2 separate regions of the Homo sapiens genome follow, and region 2 is linked to region 1. A link is an interaction called in ENCODE POLR2A ChIA-PET data of the cell type or tissue named here. Cell type or tissue: PC-9. All regions are shown on one strand. Each heading gives the region's core, and the rest is flanking DNA. Links, peaks and the distances in the headings are about the cores only.

The links. ChIA-PET counts read pairs that join two places held together with the same protein. Peaks named below come from ENCODE experiments on the same cell type or tissue, not always from the same donor. Only the 100,000 strongest peaks of a DNase experiment are listed, where the experiment ranks them.
Region 2: POLR2A ChIA-PET joins it to region 1 with 8 read pairs; 2 of 35 experiments call an interaction of 5 or more read pairs at or near these places.

The regions. Positions count from the first base shown.
Region 1 is chr20:43,743,480-43,749,391 of GRCh38, forward strand. The region is part of intron 1 of LOC101927200 (a long non-coding RNA gene); the gene reads left to right. Among named protein-coding and RNA genes, the nearest start is that of GTSF1L, 19 kb to the left of the region's middle. RefSeq lists an enhancer at 2,190-3,009. In PC-9, for the core only: no CTCF peak of the experiment used is centred there; a DNase peak (open chromatin) is centred at 3,052; H3K27ac peaks cover 1,356 bases.
Region 2 is chr20:43,499,591-43,504,608 of GRCh38, forward strand. No RefSeq gene overlaps it. Among named protein-coding and RNA genes, the nearest start is that of L3MBTL1, 5.6 kb to the right of the region's middle. In PC-9, for the core only: no CTCF peak of the experiment used is centred there; no DNase peak of the experiment used is centred there; H3K27me3 peaks cover 2,394 bases.

The DNA.
Region 1 (5,912 bases), core at 1,179-5,178:
TATTATTAAAAGTAGATCTCAAGGCTTAGATCCCAGGGAAGGGAGGACCCCAGAGAAGCCTGTGAAATGAGAGTCAAATTTTAGAGTGTTGCCGGGCATGGTGGCTCACCACGGCCATTTGGGAGGCCGAGATGGGTGGATCACCTGAGGTCAGGAGTTCGAGAGCAGCCTGGCCAACATGGCAAAACCCCATCTCTTACTAAAAATACAAAAACTAGCCTGGAATGGTGGCGTGCGCCTATAGTCACAGCTACTCAGGAGGCTGAGGCAGGAGAATGGCTTGTACGCGGAAGGCGGAGGCTGCAGCAGGTTTTCTGTGTTTTTAGTTTCCTAAGCTTGGCTTGGCACAGCACACACAAAGCCATGGGGACCCAGAGCTTGTGACTTACACCGTGAAGCACAGGGTGGGGAAGAATGAGTGACAGTGAAGAATGTTCCCTTGCCCAAAAGGAGATGATTCGGAAAAGAGCAGATGGAGGAGGTGTGGTTAGGGATAGGAGTTACTGGGTCCCCAAGAATGAGTCCAGCACCCCATCCCTCAGAGGATAGAAACCCATGTTAAGGTTGTAGGGATCCCGGAAGACTCACAGAGAAGCCCACTTTGGTGGAGCAGCAGTGGCAAAGGGAGGTGTTGGAATGCAGTGGCCTCAGGACAGCCTCCTGGGGATCTGGGATCCTGCACAGTGTGAGGGAGCAGATTAGAGTTCTCACACCCCTGGAGAGAGCGTGCACGTAGCTGGGGTGGATGACTGTCCTGGGGGGGCTCAGGCTCCCAGGAATGGGTGATCAGGGACCATGGCAGACCTATAGTCACCTCTGCAGAGGCAGTGGGGACTGGGGTGACTCAGACTCCAGCGAGGTCAGCGAGGAACCCTCCCAGCCAGGCGACTCACCCCAGATGCTGGAGTGGTAGGTAAGCCCCTCCCCACACCAGCTGCACCACCTCTGGGTGGAGTGTGTGTGTGTGTGTGTGTGTGTGTGTATGCATGCCGGATGCGTGTCTGAAATCTGAATTCAGTGAGTGTTTACCTAAAGAACAGTGGAGTGAAGTGGCTGCTGTACTTCATGTTTGCAACTGTTTCCCACCTTCAGTGGAAATGGGAGCTTAAAAGCTCAGATAAGCCGGGGCGATGGCTCATGCCTGTAATTCCAGCACTTTGGGAGGCCAAGGTGGGTGGGTCACTTGAGGTCAGGAGTTTGAGACCAGCCTGGCCAACATGGTGAAACCCTGTCTCTACTAAAAATACAAAAATTAGCTGGGAGCGGTGGCTCGTGCCTGTAGTCCCAGCTACTCGGGAGGCTGAGACAGGAGAATCACTTGAACCTGGGAGGCAGAGGTTGCAGTTAGCTGAGATCACACCACTGCGCTTCAGCCTGGGCAACAGAGTGACCAAAAAAAAAAAAAAAATCAAAAACTCAGATAAATTAAATATGCAGAAATAGAGAAAGTAATAGGTTTTTATCCCTGAAGATATAGTCTGGGAAATTTATACTCATTCCATAGTATTTATACGAGTATTTTTACTCATTCCTTGTATTGCTTGAAGTTCCAGCGAAGAACAGAATCCTACTCAGATGGATTTCATGGACTATTATGGAGAGGTGGGCGGGGCAAAGAGCCCCAACCAAGGCTGCAGAGGCTCCCAGGCACCAGCAGCAAGGGGAAGCCTGCCGGGGTGGGGTAGGGGATTATGCTGTTGAAGTCCATTGACAGCTGGAGACAGAAAGTAGAACCACCCAGCAAGAGCTGGGGTTGAGGGACTAAGCCACTGCCCAGAATGAGACCTGAAGAAGGAAGGAAGCAGGAAGAAATATCCCTACTTCTCTCTCTCCTCCCAGCATCCGAAACCTGGAAGCCAGCCAGCAACGATGTGTGGGTGATGCAGTCCACAGGGGCCAACCTTCCAGGGCCCACGGCAGGGTGGAAAGATGGGTGGAGGGGGGCTTGAGTTAAAGAACAGATGGGGAAACTGAAGCCCAGACAGGGTAAGGACTTGCCTAAGGTCATTTAGCAATTGAAGGGCACCATGAGGACTCAGCCCCTGACTTCCTTCTTCTCATAGGAGGGCTTCCTGCTCAACACCGTGCTTTATTGCCTGCACACACAGCTGCGTGGTCGCTTCTCATTTTCAGACTTTGTTGTAAAAAGAAGTCGGAAAATGCAAACATTGTATGAAGAAGAAAAGAATGTGTTGGCGTCTAGTCTTCCAGGCTGCCTCTCTGTGTGTGGACACATATTGATTTATTTTAATGTTCTTAATTTTAGATTCGGGGGGGGTGTGTGGGCAGGTTTGTTCCGTGGGTATATATTGTGTGATATGGGTTTGGGCTTCTGTTAATACCCAAACAGCGAACATAGGACCCGATAGGTAATTTTTCAACCCCTGCCCCTCTCCTTCCCTCCTTGCTTTTTATTTATTTTGGAGACAGGGTCTTGCTCTGTCTCCCAGGCTGGAGTGCAGTGGCACGGTCTCAGCCCACTGCAACCTCCGCCTCCTGGGTTCAAGCGATTCTTGTGCTTCAGCCTCCGGAGTAGCTGGGACTACAGGCGTGACCACCACTCCCGGCTAAGTTTTGTATTTTTAGTAGAGATGAGGTTTCATCACGCTGGCCAGGCTGGTCTTGAAGTGACCTCAGGTGATCCACCTGCCTTGGCCTCCCAAAGTGCTGGGATTACAGTCGAGAGTCACCACCGTGCCCGACTCCTCCTTGCTTTTAGAGTCCCCAGTGTCTTTTGTTCCCAAATGTGTGGACACACATTTAGTAAAAATGGGAGTGGGCTTTGTAAACCTAAAAGTATTTGAGACAGGCCTCAATCAATTGAGAAGTTTATTTTGCCGAAGTTAAGGACATGCCCAGAAGAACAGAACACAGAATCACAGAAACAGTCTGTGCCTTTCTACAAAGATGATTTTGAGGGTGTCAGTACTTAAAGGGGAAAAGCAGGCTGGAGGGAAACGAGGGAGGGTGTGGTCATATTACTGAATTCACATGTTGCAAGAGAAAAGGAGTAGATGGGGGACTCGTCAATTATGTATTCATCTAGCACTCAGTAAATTGGCACTTTAAGTAAGATAAGGTGAACCAGAGTAATTGGAGATATCTGGCCTTTTATCTCTACCTATCTGCTTAGGCACAAAAGGGAAGGCGTTTTCTTGCATGACTCAGCTTTCAGCTTAATTTTTTTCCTTTGGGTAGAGTGAATTGGAGTCCCAAGTTTTATTTTCCTTTCACAGTTTAGGAAGTCGGGAGAGGTGGGTTCGCCTGGGAACTCATAGTGAGACCTGCACTCTGAATTCCTTGGAAGACAGAGGAGAAAAATGAAGGGAAAAAAAAAAGGTGGGGAGGTGGTGGAGGGAGAGAGGGAATGGTTGGTGCTTTGGCCAAGCCTGAGTTTCCCCAGCTGCTCCTTGTTTAGGCAGGAGAGACAGGCAAACTGCAGAGCACTTGTGAGTTCCCATGGGAGCCCCTGCGCCCTGTGGGTCTGTTTCAGCATTGTCCTCCGTGCTGGGGATATCCCAGCTCCCAGCTTCCTGGAAGGCTGTCGTGTTAACCACGTTAACACTTTGTGTGGGGCTCAGCACTTGTGGAGTGCCCGTTTAGTTCTTAGAGTCGCCCTGTGCAGGGCCAGGTAATGCCTACCACGTCCTAAAATGCACTGCGTGCCCCACTGTGCCCCACTGGAGGTATGTGAGTGACATTTCATGGTGTTTTGGTGGACAGTTTTAATTTCAGTAATTACATATTGATATGGTTTGGGTTTGTGTCCCTGCCCAAATCTCATGTCAAATTGGAGGAGGGCTCTAGTGGGAGGTGGTTGGATCGTGGACGTGGATTTCCCCCTTGCGTTCTCGTGGTAGGGAGTGAGTGCTCATGCGATCTGATGGTTTAAAAGTGTGCGGCACTTCCCCCTTCATGCGCTCTCTCTCCGGCTCTGCCATTGTGAAGATGTGCCTGCTTCCCCTCTGCCTTCTGCCATGATTGTAAGTTTCCTGAGGCCTTTCAGCCATGCTTCCTGTACAGTCTGGGCAACTGTGAGTCAATTAAACCTCTTTTCTGTCTTTCTTTCTTTCTTTTTTTTTTTTTTTTAGACAGAGTTTCGCTCTTGTTGCCCAGGCTGGAGTGCAATGGCACAATCTGGGGTCACTGCAACCTCCGCCTCTCGGGTTCAAGTGATTCTCCTGCGTCAGCCTCCCGAGTAGCTGGGATTACAGGCATGCGCCACCACGCCTGGCTAATTTATTTTTATTTTTTTTTATTTTTAGTAGAGACAGGGTTTCTCCATGTTGGTCAGGCTGGTCTGGAACTCCCGAGCTCAGGTGATCCGCCCACGTCGGCCCCCTAAAGTGCTGAGATTACAGGCGTGAGCCACTACGCCTGGCCTAAACCTCTTTTCTTTATAAATTACCCAGTCTCAGGTAGTTCTTTATAGCAGTGTGAGAATGGACTAATACACATGTGTTTTAATGCATCTTAGCGGGGCTGATCATAAACATATTTGACAACTGAATGGCACAGGCATCAACGAATCAGAACGGATGCTAGCAGTAAATAGCCATGAATGTCTCTGGGACTCATAACTGAACTGAAAGGGGCTCAATTTTCCCCACCCGCCTGGTGATTGGGGTGCTCATAGTCCCCCAAGAGTGGGTTCCTGCTGTTTTCACCCCACCATCCTGGCCTCCAGAAATCCACTCTGAGCTTTGAGCTTCCATACAGGGAGCTCAGGGGAGGGTAGGGAAGAAGAAAGGAGCGTGGGGGTGGGGGGAGGGCTGCTGCCTGGAGCTGCCTCTCACACAGGACCCCCTGGATGGTCACTCTGTTTCTGGGATATTTAACCCCTGAAACTGTCCCCTGAGCAGCTGTGTCACCCCTGACCTGCTGCTCAGTGTCACCCCCTCTTTTATTTTAAGAAACAGAGTCTTACTCTGTTGCCCAGGCAGGAGTGCAGTGGTGCAATCATAGCTAACTACAGCCTCAAACTCCTGAGCTTAAGCAATCCTCCTGCCTTAAGCAACCCTCCTGAGTAGCTGGGACTACAGATGCATGCCACCATGCCTGGCTAATTTTTAAATGATATTTTGTAGAGACAAGATGTTGCTATGTTGCTCAGGCTGGTCTCAGATTTCTGGGCTCAACCAATCCTCTTGCCTTGACCTCCCAAAGTGTTGGGATTATAGGCGTGAGCCACTGCGCCTAGCCTCATCTCTCCTGTTTTCATGTGTGCCTTTGTAAATTACTTGTATTTCACTGGTTACTTTTTGTTTCTATAACATGTTTTATTGTGACACATAAAATGCAGGAAAAAATGCATAAAGCTCATATGTGCAGGTTAACACAGGACTGTAAAAATATCCTACACAAAGAAGGAGAACTGGGTTCCCTGGGGCCCCCACCATCTCTTCCCATGACAGCCTCCTGATCCCCAGAGAAAAGCACTATCTTTTTTTTTTTTTTTTTTGAGATGGAGTCTCTCTCTGCCGCCCAGGCTGGAGTGCAGTGGCACAGTCTCAGCTCACTGTAACCTCTGCCTCCCGGGTTCAAGCGATTCTTCTGCCTCAGCCTCCCGAGTAGCTGGGACTACAGGCGTGCACCACTACACTGGGCTAATTTTTGTATTTTTAGTAGAGACAGGGTTTCACCATGTTGGTCAGGCAGGTCTCAATATTCTGACCTCAAGTGATCCGCCCACCTCGGCCTCCCAAAGTGCTGGGATTTACAGGCGTGAGCCACTGTGCCTGGCTATCCTAATTTTTATAACGCTAATTTCTTTGCTGTTCTTTATAGTTTCACCACTTAGGAAAGCCCTTGTTTGTTTTGTTTGTAAAATGACAGTCTTTTTATTTATGAAAATCTTGGTAATCCTGGTTTTGTTTTCATCCCCTCCCCACCATGTCCCCTCCTCTCCCCCA
Region 2 (5,018 bases), core at 936-4,935, 240 kb before region 1:
CAAGCAATCCTTCCGCCTTGCCCTCCCAAAGTGCTGGGATTACAGGCATGAGCCACTGTGCCCAGCATGCCTGGCGATTTTTAAGTGGATGCCATAATTTTTACCTTGTAGGATGCTGGATATCTTTGTATTTCCAAATATTCTTAAGCTTTTTACCTGGGATGTGATTAACATAATTGAAACTAGTTTGACTCTCTCTTGGGTCTTATTTTAAAACTTTGTCTTTTTAAACTTTTAAACTAAGACCAGAGTGGTGTTTTGTGTAGGCTTCATGTTTCCCCACTAGCAAGCACTCAGAACTCTCCCTGATTGCCTGTGAGTTATGAGGTTTTCCACTTGGGTGGTGGAAGCTATAGGAATTGTTGTCTTTAACCCTTTCAGCCTGTTCTTTCCTCAGGCTCAGGTATTTATGTCACACATGTGCTGATTAGTACTTAACTGAATACTCAAGGCCAGGGCTGTCTGCAGTTCTCCAGCATTTTCTCTTACATCGCTTTCCTTTCTGGTACTCTTTCCTGTTGACTCTAGCTGTCTTGCCCTCACTGGACTTCCAGCTCCATCTCCTCAATTCAGTGAGCCTGCTAGGCTCCACCTGGATTGCCCCAGCTGCTAATATTTCTCCAGCAATCATGGGGATCGCCTTGATTATTTCTCATCTTTCAAGAATTTCTATTCTACCAGCCTAGGCAACATAAAATAATTTTTAAAAATAGCAGGGTGTGGGCCAGGCGCAGTGGTTCACATCTGTAATCCCAGCACTTTGGGAGGCCGAGGTGGGTGGATCACAAGGTCAGGAGTTCAAGACTAGCCTGACCAACATAGTGAAACCCAGTTTCTCCTCAAAATACAAAAATTAGCTGGGCGTGGTGGCGGGCACCTGTAATCCCAGCTACTTGGGAGGCTGAGGCAGAGAATTGCTTGAACCCGGGAGGCAGAGGTTGCAGTAAGCCGAGATCGCACCACTGCACTCCAGTTTGGGCGACAGAGCAAGACTCCGTCTCAAAAACAACGCCAACAACAACAACAAAATAGCTGGGTGTGGTGGCAATTGCCTGTAGTCCCAGCTGCTTGGGAGGCTGAGATGTGAGGATCACTTGAGCCCAGGAGGTCAACGCTGCAGTGAGCTATGATCGTGCTACTGGACTTTAGCCTGGGTAACAAAGTGAGACTGTCTCTGATATGGTTTGGCTGTGCCCCCACCCAAAATCTCATCTTAAATTGTAATCCCCATTATCCCCACAGTCCCCATGTGTCAAGGGAGAGGGGGAGGTAATTAAATCATGGGGGTGGTTTCCTCCATGCTGTTCTTGTGATAGTGAGTAAATTTTCATGAGATCTGATTTTTTTTTTTTTTTTTTTTTTTGAGACAGAGTCTCACTCTGTCACCCAGGCTGGAGTGCAGTGGCGTGATCTCGGCTCACTGCAAGCTCCACCTCCCGGGTTCACGCCATTCTCCTGCCTCAGCCTCCCTAGTAGCTGGGACTACAGGTGCCCGCCACCACGCCCAGCTAATTTTTTTGTATTTTTATAGAGATGGGGTTTCACCGTGTTAGCCAGGATGATCTTGAGCTCCTGACCTTGTGATCCGCCTGTCTCGGCCTCCCAAAGGGCTGGGATTACAGGTGTGAGCCACCGCGCCTGGCCTGATCTGATGGTTTTATAAGAGGCTCTTACCCCTTTACTGGGCACTTCTCCTTCCTGACACCTTGTGAAGAAGGTGCCTTGCTTCCTTCCCCTTTGCCTTCCACTATGATTGTAAGTTTCCTGAGGCTTCCCCAGCCATGCTGAACTGTGAGTCAATTAAGCCTCTTTCCTTTACAAATTACCCAGTCTTGCCAGGCACGATGGCTCACACCTGTAATCCCAACACTTTGGGAGGCCAAGGCGGGTGGATCACTAGGTCAAGAGTTTGAGACCAGCCTAGCCAACATGGTGAAACTCCATCTCTACTAAGAATACAAAAATTAGCCAGGCATGGTGGTGTGTGCCTGTAATCCCAGCTACTCGGGAGGCTGAGGCAGGAGAATTGCTTGAAATCGGGAGGCAGAGGTTGCAGTGAGCTGAGATCGTGCCACTGCACTCCAGCCTAGGTGACAGAGCAAGAGTCCATCTCAGGCAACAAAAATAAATAAATAAATTACCCAGTCTTGGGTTTGTCTTCATAGCAGTGTGAAAATGGACTAATACAGTCTCTAAATACAAAAGAAAGAAGAATATATCTTTTGTTGCCTGGTGGTCAGTGTCTTGAGAAACATTTGCTATATGATTTCCCTTTTCTCGGTTGTTTCAGTAGAAAGAGTAAATCTAGTCCCTGTTATTCCAACCTGGCCAGAAGCTGAAGTTCTTGGCCCCAACAGTCTTTTTTTTTTTAGATGGAGTCTCACTCTGTTGCCCAGGCTGGAGTGCAATGGCACTATTTCAGCTCACTGTAACCTCTGCCTCATGGGTTCAAGTGATTCTCCTGCCTCAGCCTCCTGAGTAGCTGGGATTACAGGTGCCCGCCACCACACCCAGCTGATTTTTGTATTTTTGGTAGAGACGGGGTTTCGCCATGTTAGTCAGGCTGGTCTCAAACTCCTGACCTCACGATCCGCCCTCCTGGTCCTCCCAAAATCCTGGGATTACAGGTGTGAGCCACCACGCCTGGCCGACCCCCACGGTTTTTTTAAATGAGTGGCTACTTTTACATATACTAGTCACTTTAATCAGTTTATCTCTGTATATGGTAAAACTATTAAGGTGACTATTAATTCTAGGCACTTTGTAAGAGGTCCTTCCACCACTACCTTTCATCTTGTTTTCCATAGCAGCTGCACTTACATTCCCACCAAAAGCGCACAAGGGTTCGTTTCTCCAAATCCTTGTGTAATTCCCATTCCTTTTAAAATAGTTTTAACATATTTGCTTTCGTTTTTTGTTCTTGTTTTTGAGAGACAAGGTCTTGCTGTGTTGTCCAGTCTGGTCTTGAACTCCTGGCCTCAAGTGATTCTCCTGCCTTGGCCTCCGAAAGTGCTAGGATTACAGGCAGGAGCCACTGCACCCAGCCCACATTTATTTTACAATCTCTTTATAAATTATGCTATTGTCTCAAGTTATTGTGGGTGCTAATTTTCCTGTTTATTAGGTCGCTGATGGTTAAATATGGTAGATCGTTTCCTTGACTACTTTATGTTTTTCTGTTGTGAGCATTCCATTTGGCTTGGGTTGTAACGATGTCTCTACAGAGAAGTTGTGCATGGATATTACTTGCCCAGGACCAATTTTTGCACTGCTTTCTTAGCTGAAGCTATCAATACCAGGAGGGCAGCACAAATCCCTACAAATCTAATCTACAAATAGGGTTCCCAAATCCATTCACAGTGTAGGCTTACAGTTTTGATTTTCCATGGTTGACTTGCCCTGATCCTCACTTCTATGCATCCCAGGCAGAGACAAGCTTCCTTTCTATTTCTCTGGACTGTTGTACTGAACAGTTTCTAGAACTCTCTTCAATGAATATATAGTCTGGGAGGAGTATCCAGTCTTTTTTTTTTTTTTTCCTCCTTAAGACAGCGCCTCACTCGGTTGCCCAGGCTGGAGTGCAGTGGGGCGAACATGGCTCATTACAAGCTTAAGTGATCCTCCTGCCTCAGCCTTCCAAGTAGCTGGGACCATAGGAATGTCACCACACCCGGCTGATCTTTTTATGTTTTGTAGAGACATGGTCTCACTTTGTTGCCCAGGCTGGTCTCGAATTCCTGGGCTCAAGCTATCTTCCCACCTCAGCATCTCAAAGTGCTGGGATTACAGGTGTGAGCCACCACACCCGGCCCCCCAGTCTTTATACATGGGCTTCAGTTCCAACTCTCAGGGCCACATGGACCCAAGGTTCCATCTCCCATCATTACATGTGTAGTAAAACCCAAGTCTCTAGCAGCTGGGTCCTGTCTGTATCCAACAACCACCTCCAGGACAAGAGAGACATCAGGCCACATCTTATTGCTCTGGTTCCCTTTTTGTTTTTGACTCCTGAGGATTTCCTCTTACACGTTCAGCAATGAATTTACTTTTTTTTTTTTGAAACGGAGTCTTGCTCTGTCACCCAGGCTGGAGCGCAGTGGCAGAATCTCAGCTCACTGCAAGCTCTGCCTCCCGGGTTCATGCCATTCTCCTGTCTCAGCCTCCTGAGTAGCTGGGACTACAGGCGCCCGCCACCACGCCCGGCTAATATTTTTATAATTATAGTAGAGACAGGGTTTCACCGTGTTAGCCAGAATAGTCTCAAGCTCTTGACCTCGTGATCCACCCGCCTCGGCCTCCCAAAATGCTGGGATTACAGGCATGAACCACCGCGCCCGGCCAGCAATGAATTTACTTTCTTTCCCTGTGTGCTTGCTTGCTTCCTTTCTTGTAATATAATAGGCAGGGTTTTCTGGTGTTTGTGTTAGAAAAGGTTCCCAGCCAGGCGCGGTGGCTCATGCCTGTAATCCTAGCACTTTGGGACGCCAACGCAGGAGGATCCCTTGAGCTTAGGAGTTTGAGACCAGCCTGGACAACACAGGGAGACCCTGTCTCTATTTTATGTAACTACATTTAAAAGATAAAAATAAAAAAAGTTTTTAAAACGTTCCATACTAGCTCAGTCTGACGTTGGAACCAGAAGTGTTTTTATACATAAAGGGCACATCCTGATGATTTCCCTAAAAATCTGCAGACAGTCTCAATGGTGAATGAAACTCTATTGTAGGAACAGAATGGTGTGGGCTGCTTAGAAACAACAGTTTTCTTTTGTTTGTTTGTTTTACATACAGGGTCTTGTTCTATTGCCCAGGTTGGAGTGCAGTGGTATGATCACAGCTCACTGCAGCCTTGACTTCCTGGGCTCAAGCAATCCTCCCATCTCAGCCTCCCAAGTAGCCAGGACTATAGGCATGTGCCATCACACCCAACTAATTTTTAATTTTTTTGTAGAGACTGGAGGGGGTCTGTCATTGATACAGGAGTGGGGCAGGGAAGTGCTGGGTAGAGAAAGGCAGGGT